Regions from separate parts of the Homo sapiens genome. Here region 2 is linked to region 1. A link is a contact called in ENCODE Hi-C or POLR2A ChIA-PET data. All regions are on one chromosome and are shown on one strand. Each heading gives the region's core, a stretch centred on a gene start or an enhancer-like site at or near the end of the contact. The rest is flanking DNA. Distances are from core to core; before and after follow the strand shown.

Region 1 (5,610 bases), core at 312-2,811:
CCTATTGCATGCACTTATAGACTGAATCTGTTGGAACTGCTAATTCAACTTCCTTAACTTGTCAAACTATTATAAAGAGGTTTTGTTTTGTTTTCCTTGAGACAAGGTCTCAGTCACCCAGGCTGGAGTGCAGCAGCACAATTACGGCTCACTGCAGCCTCGACCTTCCAGGCTCAAGTGATCCTTCCACCTCAGCCTCCTGAGTTGCTGGGACAAGTGCACGCCACCACACCCAGCTAATTTTTGTATTATTTGTAGAAACAGGGTTTTGCCATGTCGCCCAAGCTGTTCTCAAACTCTTGAGCCCAAGTGATCCGCCCGCCTTGGCCTCCCAAACTACTGGTATTACAGGCCACCACGCCTAGCCAAGGAGGTTCTTATAATCCGATAGACTTACTGATCATGTCACTTTCCTGCTTAAACCCTTCAAAAGCTCTGCTCCAAGACAAAGTCCAAGCTCTGTCAGATGTTTATTGAAACTTTTCATAATCAAGACCCTTACTTAACCCTGTCTTTTATCTCTTCTCCTCTATTTTTCTTCACTCTAATACTACTGGATTTACTTTCCTTCCTCAAAAACATCCAATGGTCTTGCCGAGGAGGTTTCAAGTATCCTGTTCTCTTTCCCTGAAATCTCTCCTTTGCTATCTTCTCCGGCCACGTCTCCACTTCCCTATTCCACGTCAGTGTAGATTTTGAGGCTCAGAGAGATTACAAAATGTGCCTTATCAGATAACAAAATATGTCGACAGCCGCACTTCACTGGGCAGCTCGCTGTGGGGCAGCTGTCCTTAACTTCCGAGAAGCTGATGAAAGCTGTGGAGTCTCTCCCCCAGAAAACACACAGGCAAATTCTTTAGTAAATATTGAGGGCGTTTAAAATTCCCCTGCAACCCAAACTGGAACTTCAAGTTAAAAGGAAAGATGACTAGCTTGGAATTCAGACGATCTGGTTTTACCCCCACAGCCGGCTGTGGTGCCTCATGCAAATGGCCTGAGCTCCCTGGCCCCGTGTCCTCTGTAAGACTGCAAACATGCAATACGTCCCCCACAGTAAGTGCGAGGGTCAGTCCTCCCCACGCACACCTATGCTGGAAGAGCTCCAACCCTAGAGCCAGCAGCGGGGCTTCTCGGCCCCCGCAGCGGCTGACAGCTCCTCTGGGATCAGCCTTCACTCGCGCACGCGGAGGCCGGCTCTGGAAAAAAGACTCGCAAGCGCGACGCTCTGGGCATGCGCAGAAGCCCGGCGCATGCGCACAAACCGCCAGCCCGCCCCCTTGGCGGCCCGAGCACTCCGGGCAACGCCCCCTCAGGGCGCATCCTTGTCCCTGACGCTCCCTGCGTGCCTGGCACTGACCTCTACAGTCGGGATCGGCGCCGCCAGCTGCTCCGGAGTCAGGTTCCCAAACTCCTCCGCTAGCACGTCCATGCTGCTCACGAAGGAGGAAGAAACAGATAGAACCTCCGCGCCCGCCTTCCCTGCACCAAGCAAACTGCAAGACTCCCGGCGAACGGTGCGCGGAGGCCTAAACTGTCCCCGCCGTGCGTGTTAGCTAGAGACGCGGTAGAAAGGTTCCGCCCGCTCCCTGCCCGAATCTGCGGTGGAACCCGGATGTGGCCGAGGCCGAGTAAGGAAAGTACGCCCTCTGGTGTAGCTCGGAGGTCTGGCGCAGGGAATCCTAAGCCCCAGCTGTCAGGTTTCTTGCCAATTCTCTGGTAATTGAGACCAGCAAAACATAGTGGTTGTCATTTTAAAAGTAATCCGAAGAAAAGTGTAAACGCATAATTTACGCAACTTGAACCACTGAGGCAGAGAATTATTTAATGTAGTCCAAAATTCTATGCATTGTTTAGTATGGAAGAGCAGGAAACGTCCCAAATGCCTACCAATAGAAGATTGATTAAATAAATGATGGTACATGCGTGTAATGGAAGAGTGTTGAAAATTCTCAAAAGCACTAGATGGAAGATGTAGGAGTAAATACCCAGCGCATGGAGAAATTTAATATGAAAAGATGACATTTACGTTAGTAGGGGAAGGATGGCCTGTCCAGTAAATAATGTTTGAAGAGCTGATTACCCATTTGGGGAAAAAATACATGTAAGTGAATCTTTTGTGGATTAAATATTGAAATGTTAACAAAAACTTAGAAGAAAATGTAAGTGCAGATATTCATAACATTGAGATGTTGAAGACTTTCAAGACGGCAACAGTCAAATCATAAAGGATTTTATAATCTAAACACGATTTTATGATTCCACGGAAAATTTTTAATTTTCTGAACAGATTTTAAAAAATCACCAACAAATAGAATTAATAAAAAATAAATTGGCAGAAGACAAAGGGCTGGTCTCTCTAATTTAAAATGAGCTCATACAAATCAACAGAAAGAAAAATCCTATTAGAAAAAACAAGGCAAAATGCACCAATTAATTAATGGGTACGGAGTTTCGGTTTGGGAAGATGCAAAAGTTCTGTAAATGGAGAATGGTGATGGTTGCACAACAGTGTGAATGTATTTAATGCTGCTGACCTGTACATCATTTTAAAGGGTTAAAATGCTAAGTTTTATGTATATTTTACAACGATAAGAAAAGTTATGAAAATTTGTAAGTACATATATGCTTTCCAATTTCTCCCTCATAAAGGTAGAACCCTTGCACCAGGTTAATTATTCTTATTTACTAAAGAGCTACTTAAATTTCAGTACTTGTATTTTCTTTTTTTTTTTTTTTTTTTTTTTTTTTGAGACGGAGTCTCGCTCTGTCGCCCAGGTGGGACTGCGGACTGCAGTGGCGCAATCTCGGCTCACTGCAAGCTCCGCTTCCCGGGTTCACGCCATTCTCCTGCCTCAGCCTCCCGAGTAGCTGGGATTACAGGCGTGAGCCACCGCGCCCGGCCGTATTTTCTAAGTATTGCACTGATATCTGAAATACGAGAAGAATGGAAAAAACACCAAAAGTAGAATCAACCCTGCCTTTGAAGTTCTTACAATTTACTTATTACAGAGACAAGATACAACTTGTGTCTCATCATTGTGCATTACCAGATTGCAACCAATTTAGCATCTAGCCTAGAAGGGACTGTGAAAGTGATTTATAGATGGCAGAGGATCTCAAGGTTGGCTCAAGTGTGTTGGTTGTCTGTGCCAAAGTCTTCTTTGCTTTCCATTATCAAGGTGATTCTCCGACTTTAGGGTGTATCAGAATCACCTGGAGAGCTTGTTAAACTAATCTCAGCTTTCTGATTGGTAAATTGGGGCTGAAATTTTGCTTTTTTGGTGGGGGGCGGGGATGGAGTCTTACTCTGTCGTCCAGGCTGGAGTGCAGTAGTGCAATCTTAGCTCACTGTACCCTCCCAGGTTCAAGCGATTCTCCTGCCTCAGCCTCCCGAGTAGCTGGGATTACAGGCGCGTGCCACCATACTCAGGTAATTTTTGTATTTTTAGTAGAGACGGGGTTTCGCCATATTGGCCAGTTTGGGCTCAAACTCCTGACCTCAGGTGATCCGCCTGCCTCGGCTTCCCAAAGTGCTGGGATTTCAGGCGTGAGCCACCGCGCTGGCTGCAAATTTGCATTTTTTTTTTTTTTTTGAGACAGAGTCTCACTCTGTCACCCAGGCTGGAGTGCAGTGGCTCGGTCTTGGCTCACTGCAACCTCAGCCTCCTGGGTTCAAGTGATTCTCCTGCCTCAGCCGCCTTAGTAGCTGGGACTACAGGCATGCGCCACCACACCCGTCTAAATTTTTATTTTTAGTAGAGACGGGGTTTCACCATGTTGGCCAGGCTGGTCGCGAACTCCATACCTCAGGTGATCCGCCTGCCTCGGCCTTCCAAAGTGCTGGGATTACAGGCGTGAGCCACCACTCCCGGCCTGCAAATTTGCGTTTCTAGTAAGTTCCCTGCTGTTGCTTTCCAGTGATTATGCTTTGGAAATCACTAACCTAAGACTTATCACTCAATGCCATATCCTCTTTTTATGTGTCTCATTATCCAGACTGAGCTCTTGGTACGGGAACTATCTTGTTTGTCTTTGTGTTTCCAACTTCTAACCCATCAGTTGTTCCTGAATATATTTGTGTTGAATGAGTGAGTTGAAAGAAAAAATGCAACGAATGGGTGATGTTTGATATTATACTCACTTTTTAAGAATCCTGATTGTTTTTAGTTTCTCTTCAAAAGCAGGAGGCTCTGGTAGCCATGGTCCCAAAGTCCTATACGGCAACAATCGGCTAATGCTGAACGGTGTTGGCCCTTAGACCATAGCTGCCACAGTCCCTCATAGTCCTTCCCCCAGATCAAATCTATAACTTCTTTCTGATACCCTAAGGGACTGGAGTTTTGAAACCAAGAAGCCAGGAACAGTCTCAGCATTTCTTTGTTTTCTGCTGCCATGTCCTTTTCCTGAGGTATTAGTACAAAAAGACCAGTGGTTTGAATAGAGGGGTGGGAAATTAGGGAAAAGAGATCACAAGGCTGGGCGCGGTGGCTCACGCCGCCTGTAATCCCAGCACTTTGGGAGCCCGAAGCAGTGGATCATGAGGTCAGGAGTTTGAGACCAGCCTGGCCAACATGGTGAAACCCTGTCTCTACTAAAAGTACAAAAATTAGCCCGAGGTGGTGGCGCACATCTGTAATCCCAAATACTCGGGAGGCTGAAGCAGGAGAATTGCTTGAACCTGGGAGGCAGAGGTTGCAGTGAGCCGAGATCACGCCATTGCACTCCAGCCTGGGCGACAAGAGCAAGACTCCGTCTCAAAAAAAAAAAAAAAAAAAAATCACAGAAGGAAAAATGGTTAACATGTTGGAATACTATCTTATCACTTAATGTACAATGGCTTATGGTAGCCAGATGAAAAATTGACCAGTGCCATGGGGGAATAGGGGATCTTGTTTAAGGGAGAGCAAGGAAAAAGGAAAGGCAGAGGTGTCCAAGCTGGGCCTTGAAATATTAACATTTACCGAGTGTTTACTCTTAGGCATTGCAATGACCACTTGATGTGCATTCTCTAATTGAGTGCTGAACCCCGGGGATAAGTATGATTATCCCCACTTGAAAGGTAAAGAGACTAAGGCTCACAGGGGTTAAGACACTTGCCCAAGCAGAGCTGGAATTTAAATCCATAATTATTTGACCCCAGAACCCATGCTTTTAACCACTCTATCATAACGCCATACCAAAAGCATGGGGTAGCGGAAAACGTTTCAAGTAGGGAAACACAGCGTGAGCAATGGCATGAGGGCATTAGAGTACATTATACCACATTCTGACAATTGAGTGTGGTTCTCACATAGGGCTTTTCAAGGGACGTGTCTGTAGATGACACTAGAAAGATCCACTGGAGCTGTACCATCACGGACTGTTATGCCCTGTAAAAAAAATTAGACCATGCTCTGAGAGGCTTCAACATGAAGGTGCTAGAAACAAAAGAAAAAGATTATCTTCCTTTCTTGAAACCTTGATGCATTCAGACTGGGAAAAAAGATACATATGGTTCTGATTTCTATGTCTCAATTAATTCATAATAGAACTAGAGAAGACCAGAAACAATGTCAGAGAAAGAATAAGGACTCTTCAGTCTCAAAAGGCAACAGCAGAGGGAGAGCCCTT
Region 2 (6,000 bases), core at 1,002-3,501, 2.2 Mb before region 1:
CATTCTTTAGTTGTTTCTCGAGTGGGAGTCTCACGTCTGGGGGACTTTGTGCCACCAGACAGCAAGGGGCTGCAGACTATGAATCTATCCCTCCTTCCCCGCCAAAAAACCCCCCAAACAAAACAAAAACATTACGCATGTTGGTTACAAGCCTGACTCCCCTATGCACTCCTAAAGCAGTAACAGAAACGGTCTCCTCGTGCTGGGGCCTATGTGCCAGGAACCATGCCAGGACTCCACGCACAGTATCCTTTGTAAGGGACAGCTGAGAGCCCCCCATTTACACCTGGGGAAACAGGTTCAGAGAGGCGCAGTGACTAGCCCAAGGTCATCTGGCCAGGGCAGCGGAGTGGCTGAAGCCGGAGCCCGCTCCGGGGGTGTGTCTGTCCCTGGACTCAGAAAGACAAGTCCCAACAGGACCCTGCCTCCTGGGCTGTTGGCGAATTTAAAATTGGGACGCACGAAGTCGCGGCCAGCGGCGGGGCCCCCTGGAAGTCGCCGCCCGATGAGCGGTAACTGTTGTTTATCAGTTGCAGTGAGCCTCACTGCGCAGCAAGGGAAAGCGAGTCAGGGCAAAGACGTGGGAGGGGACAGCTCCCAGTCCTAGCTGCGCAGAACCCCGCGGCCGCCCCTCCAGCCCAGGCCTCCGCTGAGTCGGCATTCCGCGCGTCCCTCTTTTGTCCCTACCTTCTTGTGATAGAGTCGGGCCGGGGCCGACAGCTCCCGGGCGGGCAGGCGGGGGCTCCGCAGCAGCAGAGCCGATGCCGCCCGCCTCAGACGGAAAGCCCCAGCCGCCGCCATCTTGCCGGCTTGCGCCTGCGCCAGTCCAGAGCGACGCCGAGGGGCGGGGCGCGTCTGCGAGTCGGCTCCGAGCTGGGAGCGCGCCTCTCTGACGTCACCGAAGCTTTGCGCCTGCGCTTTACCGCTCCGTGCACGCGTCCGCCTTCTGGCCCCGCCTTGACCACGCCTCTCGGGGGCGGGCGGGGTCGGGAGCGGGAAGGTCTGAAGTCGCTGGAGGGCTTGTCCTGGGTGCTGGATTCTGGTTGAGACAGGACCTCAGGGCTTCTGCAGTGTGGGGCTCAAGTTCGCTTTCACAAATCCCGCTGCGGGAATGCGGCGCAGAGGAGCACCGAGTCCACTTTTCCTAACCCTATTTTGCAGCTAAGGAAGCCGAGATTCAGGGCAGTTTAGTAAGTCCGTCCAAGGTCGCTAAGGACTTATGTTCAATTAGAATTCGAACTTGGGTAATCCTGGGTTAGAATCCTGGTTCGGTTCCTTCCTGGCTGTGTGTCCCTAGACGAATGGTACCGGCTCGCTGAGTCTGAATCTTCCCTTTTGTATTAATTCGAGGACAATTGCTTCATCATGAAGCCAGCATCTGTGTCGAGTACCTACTATGTGTCAAGGCGCTCTACTAGACCCGGGGATCCAACGGAAAGCAAAACAGACATAATTCCTGCCCATTAAGCCTGCTAATGAGGGAGCAAGGTAGAGATAGAGACACACACCAATACTTTCCTACCTCAAAAATGGGAAGCTTAAGAAGGAAACGAATACCATGTCCTGATTGAAAAAAAATGAATATGTCTATTTTTCTCTCTAAAACAACAGCAAACTCAATTTATATGTCAGTGCCTAGCAATTAAGAATTTCTAAAGAAATGCGTATTAATGTAATTTACTGTTGGTTTGCAGTATGTGATCTTATAAAACCGGAAAACTCACGTGTATTTAACGTCTACTAGGTACCAGACGTTTACATAAAGGGGAGGAATCTGGGAAATGGATTTTTCTCTTGAATGGTGAAATCGATCCTTCCCCGAGGACCTGCAGTTTTCTTTGCGTTTGAGGCGCAGTTGCTGGGGAGAGTAAACCCAAGCGCCAGGTCACACTAGGCGATAAGTAAGGCATTTAATCGAAGAATCACTTTGACCTTCTCAAGATGGCGCCAAATTCTTCACTACAGACATCACTCTCGCTCCATGACTTCCTCTATGGCTTCCACTTCCTGCCCAAAGACCCAACTTCTGTCCGAAGTTGTGACGGAACGCATGCCATTATAATGAGTTTTTATATCTGGTGGGAGCTTTTACAGGGTATAAAATAATGTGAATTTAGTGTATGTGGAGATTTTCCTGTTATCTAAGTTCCCAGTTTCTCTTTCAATGGCAAGAAAACGGGTTTTTGATAAGGCGCGCGCCGCGGGCAGCTTCTGCCTCAGCGGGTCTTCGGCGGCCGCGGGAAGACCCGAGAGTCATTAGAAGCGCAAGATGGCGACTGCGGCCGAAACCTCGGCTTCAGAACCCGAGGCTGAGTCCAAGGCTGGGCCCAAGGCTGACGGAGAGGAGGATGAGGTTAAGGCGGCTAGGACAAGGAGGAAGGTGTTATCGCGGGCTGTGGCCGCTGCGACATACAAGACCATGGGGCCAGCGTGGGATCAGCAGGAGGAAGGCGTGAGCGAGAGCGATGGGGATGAGTACGCCATGGCTTCCTCCGCGGAGAGCTCCCCCGGGGAGTACGAGTGGGAATATGACGAAGAGGAGGAGAAAAACCAGCTGGAGATTGAGAGACTGGAGGAGCAGGTGGGCCCGGGGGTGGGCAGCGGGCATCTTCCAGTCTTTCAGGTCCTCGGGTCCCCATGTCCTGGCCCGCCTCCCTAGTCCTCGGCGGCGATAAAGCCGCCAAGGCTGCAAACCCGCTTTTCGTGACAGTAGCTCCTGTCGGATTTGAGTGCTTACTGCCTGCCCATTGCCTTGCAAACGTTATCTCATTGAATCCTCGCCACGACCCTGTGAAGGAAGCCCTGTTATCTATCCCCATTTTACTGGAGGAAACTGAGGCTCGTGGAGGAAAGTTTCTTGCTCAAGATAACACTTCCTGCAAGTCAGGCCTTGTACTTTGATCCCATTCCAGAACTCCCACTCTTAACCACACGTCCAACAGTAGAAATAAACTCATTCGCAAGAGAGTGTTATTTTGTTATGTAGGAATGACGGCGATGATGAAACTTGTGGTAAGAAAAATATTGACCGCGATGGTGATAATAGAAATGGAAAGGTTTCTGGTTCTGGAGGTTAAGGCCTCAGTTCTAGCTGTTCAACTCTTGTATGTGCTTGTAAGAATTTCTTAATTTCTCTCACCCTCTCGACTTCCTTATCTGCAGATTGGGAGCAACAATTTCTGCATAATATAATTGTTGTAACAGTAACTATAGCTCAGTGCCTAGCATCTAGTCATAACATGGTCTCTCACTTGTAACCTTATGAGGTGGTGATATCTACTGTATAATCCAGGATCTCAGCAGGAAATAGGTGGCACATTTAAATTAGGATGATCTGAGAGAAACTCAATAAAGGTGTGGGTAGGGAAATCGGGAGTGAAGGTTTAGTATCCCATAGCTGGTAACTCCAGAACCTGGTGTCCATCTTTGGGCCGGAAGGGGTGAAGGGTGTGATCTGAATTGTGTGGAGAGGGCACCTGAGACCTGCTGATAACTTTGTTCAAGGGAAGCAGCCCCAGTTTCCTGTCAAGGATTGAGGTGGGGGAAGAAATACCCTGACCTCTCTTTCTTCCTCCCACCAAACTTCTGCTGGTGCCTCCTGCTGGGCAGACCCATCTGGAAGCTGGAGAGCCAGGAAACCTGTGCATGAGGTCTATACTCGGGGACACAGGGCAGGGAGGAGAGGGTAGGGTGTTTTTTGGAGGGGGCAAACAGAAGAGATGGAGCACATTCTCTCTTTTTTTTTTTTTTTTTTTTTTTGAGACAGAGTCTCGCCCTGTCACCCAGACTGGAGTGCAATGGCACCATCTCGTGTCACTGCAACCTCTGCCGCCCTGGTTCAAGCGATTCTCCTGCCTCAGCCTCCCCAGTAGCTGGGATCCAGGCACGCACCATTGCGCCCGGCTGATTTCTGTATTTTTAGTAGAGACGGGGTTTCACCATGTTGGTCAGGCTGCTCTTGAATTCCTGACCTCAGGTGATCCACCCACCTTGGCCTCCCGTAGTGCTGAGATTACAGGTGTGAGCCGCTACGCCCGGCCCGCATTCTCTTTTTACAGATGAAGAAACAGAGGTTCAGAACAAATGATGAAATGATTTCCTTTAAGTTATTCATAGTGGGATTTACACTTAAAATGTGGACTAGATGCCACACTGGATGTGAAATCACTCAGTGAATGTGAAGTTGCTAATCTAGTTTACTCATTAAACCTTACTGAGTGTCAGTTTCCTTATAATACTCTCTCTGGCACTGATATTTTTGTTATGAGATAGTGATGTCATCCATTGGTATAGCTTGTCCCACCCATTACATCTGATTGTCAGAGGAACCTGTTGGGGTTGGCAGGTGGTTAGCATTTCTACTTTTTTTTTTTTTTTTTTTTTTCTTTTTTGAGACGGAGTCTTGCTCTGTGGCCCAGGCTGGAGTGCAGTGGCACGATCTCGGCTCACTGCAAGCTCCGCCTCCCGGGTTCATGCCATTCTCCTGCCTCAGCCCCCCGAGTAGCTGGGACTACAGGCGCCCGCCACCAAGTCCGGCTAATTTTTACTATTTTTAGTAGAGATGGGGTTTCACCGTTTTAGCCAGGATGGTCTCGATCTCCTGACCTCGTGATCCGCCCGCCTCGGCCTCCCAAAGTGCTGGGATTACAGGCGTGAGCCACCGCGCCTGCCCTCTACTTTTTATAAATAAGTGTGCTGAAGCTAATTTAGTCTTACTCATTCAGCAAACACAGCGTGACACTGGGTACCAGATTGACTGTGTCCCTGCCCTTGTTGATGTCATTTCTTCAGACTGCTAGTCCTGGGCCTTTCGATGAGCCTATTCTGTGAGGTGGGGAAAGAGAGGTTTGGGACCAGAGAGGTTAAGTCCTTGGTGAGGGTACACAGCTTGCTAAAGAGCAAGAAAGGGGAGAGCAGAGGTCTCTGGCCACTAGTACTCTGCAGTTGCCTGTCCTGCCACAGATCACCAAGGATGGGGTGGAGTTTAGAATGGACCACACAGGATAGGACCTGGCAAGTGATGAACTGAAGACCCTCTGGCCTTATCCTCTTTGTCCTGTGGTCTAGAAATGGACTTGTCCAGTTTCTCCAAGCCTCCCACCCACCTCATCCTGATCCCACAGCTGCTTCTTCCTGCTGTAACTGCTTTTATGGCGGAGCATAATGATGAATTGCTTCCAAATAGGTCTGTGAGAAACTTGGCCTTGCCATATTTGAGAGTTCTGGTTCTCATCCCTCAGTGTTTATTAATTTTTTTTTTTGAGAGCATCTCACTCTTGCCCATGCTGGAGTAGTGGTGTGATCATGGCTCACTGCAGCTAGGACCTCCCAGGCTCAAGTGATCCTCCCAGCTCATCCTCCAAAGTATCTCGGACTACAGGCATGCACCCCCATGCCTGGCTAATTAAAAATATTTTTTTTTTGTAGAGATGGGTTCTTACTATGTTGCCCAGGCAGGTGCTGAATTCCTGAGCTGAAGTGATGCTCCTGCCTCAGCCTCCCAAAGTGCTCGGATCACAGGCGCAAGCTACTGCACGTGGCCTTGATTATATTTTATGGTAGCTGGCAGTTTGCTGTGGTATCTGTCTAACAAAAGCAAATATTTTCCATTATATGTGTTTGTGCGCTGAAATTAAAAGTGGCACTTCATGGTGGCTTCGGCAGATTTGTCAGTGCAGCAGTACGGAGACTATGGCTTTGCAACCCTGAACCCAAGCCTTCCATTGAGTAGTGGAAAGGCCTTGTACAAGTTATTTCAGCTCGCAGAGTCTTGGGTGTCCCAGTTAGTAAAATGAAGGTTGTAATAGTGCTTTCCTCATGGGACTGTTGTGGGGCATGGCACAATGTGCGTAAAGCGCCTGGCACAGTTTGGCGCATAATAGGTGCTGCTCCATTCTCCCTTCCCTGCCTTTGATTGCACCAGTTGTTTTCTTTCCATCAGTCCTCTCTATTATTTCTCCCCCATTCTAGTACAGCTAGGTATAACACATTTTTCACATT

What was found. Hi-C counts contacts between places; a loop is a spot of excess contacts on that map. ChIA-PET counts read pairs that join two places held with the same protein, here RNA polymerase II (POLR2A). Pooled maps may share reads with other maps.
Region 2: a map of naive thymus-derived CD4-positive, alpha-beta T cell shows a loop between it and region 1 (9-fold over the local background). The contact joins the promoter of SART3 here to the promoter of POLR3B in region 1. A Hi-C loop is called at or near these places in 1 of 168 maps with a recorded cell type or tissue (naive thymus-derived CD4-positive, alpha-beta T cell) and 8 of 50 pooled maps. POLR2A ChIA-PET finds 5 or more read pairs at or near these places in 3 of 52 experiments (A549, OCI-LY7 and activated CD4-positive, alpha-beta T cell).

The regions. Positions count from the first base shown.
Region 1 is chr12:106,353,699-106,359,308 of GRCh38, reverse strand. POLR3B (RNA polymerase III subunit B) reads right to left here and starts at 1,561. Exons shown (of 28, transcript NM_018082.6): 1 at 1,358-1,561. The coding sequence starts at 1,429.
Region 2 is chr12:108,557,424-108,563,423 of GRCh38, reverse strand. SART3 (spliceosome associated factor 3, U4/U6 recycling protein) reads left to right here and starts at 2,251. Exons shown (of 19, transcript NM_014706.4): 1 at 2,251-2,581. The coding sequence starts at 2,270. ISCU (iron-sulfur cluster assembly enzyme) reads right to left here and starts at 828. Exons shown (of 5, transcript NM_213595.4): 1 at 688-828. The coding sequence starts at 801. RefSeq lists enhancers at 339-408, 939-1,018, 1,089-1,148, 2,003-2,102, 2,113-2,172 and a silencer at 609-728.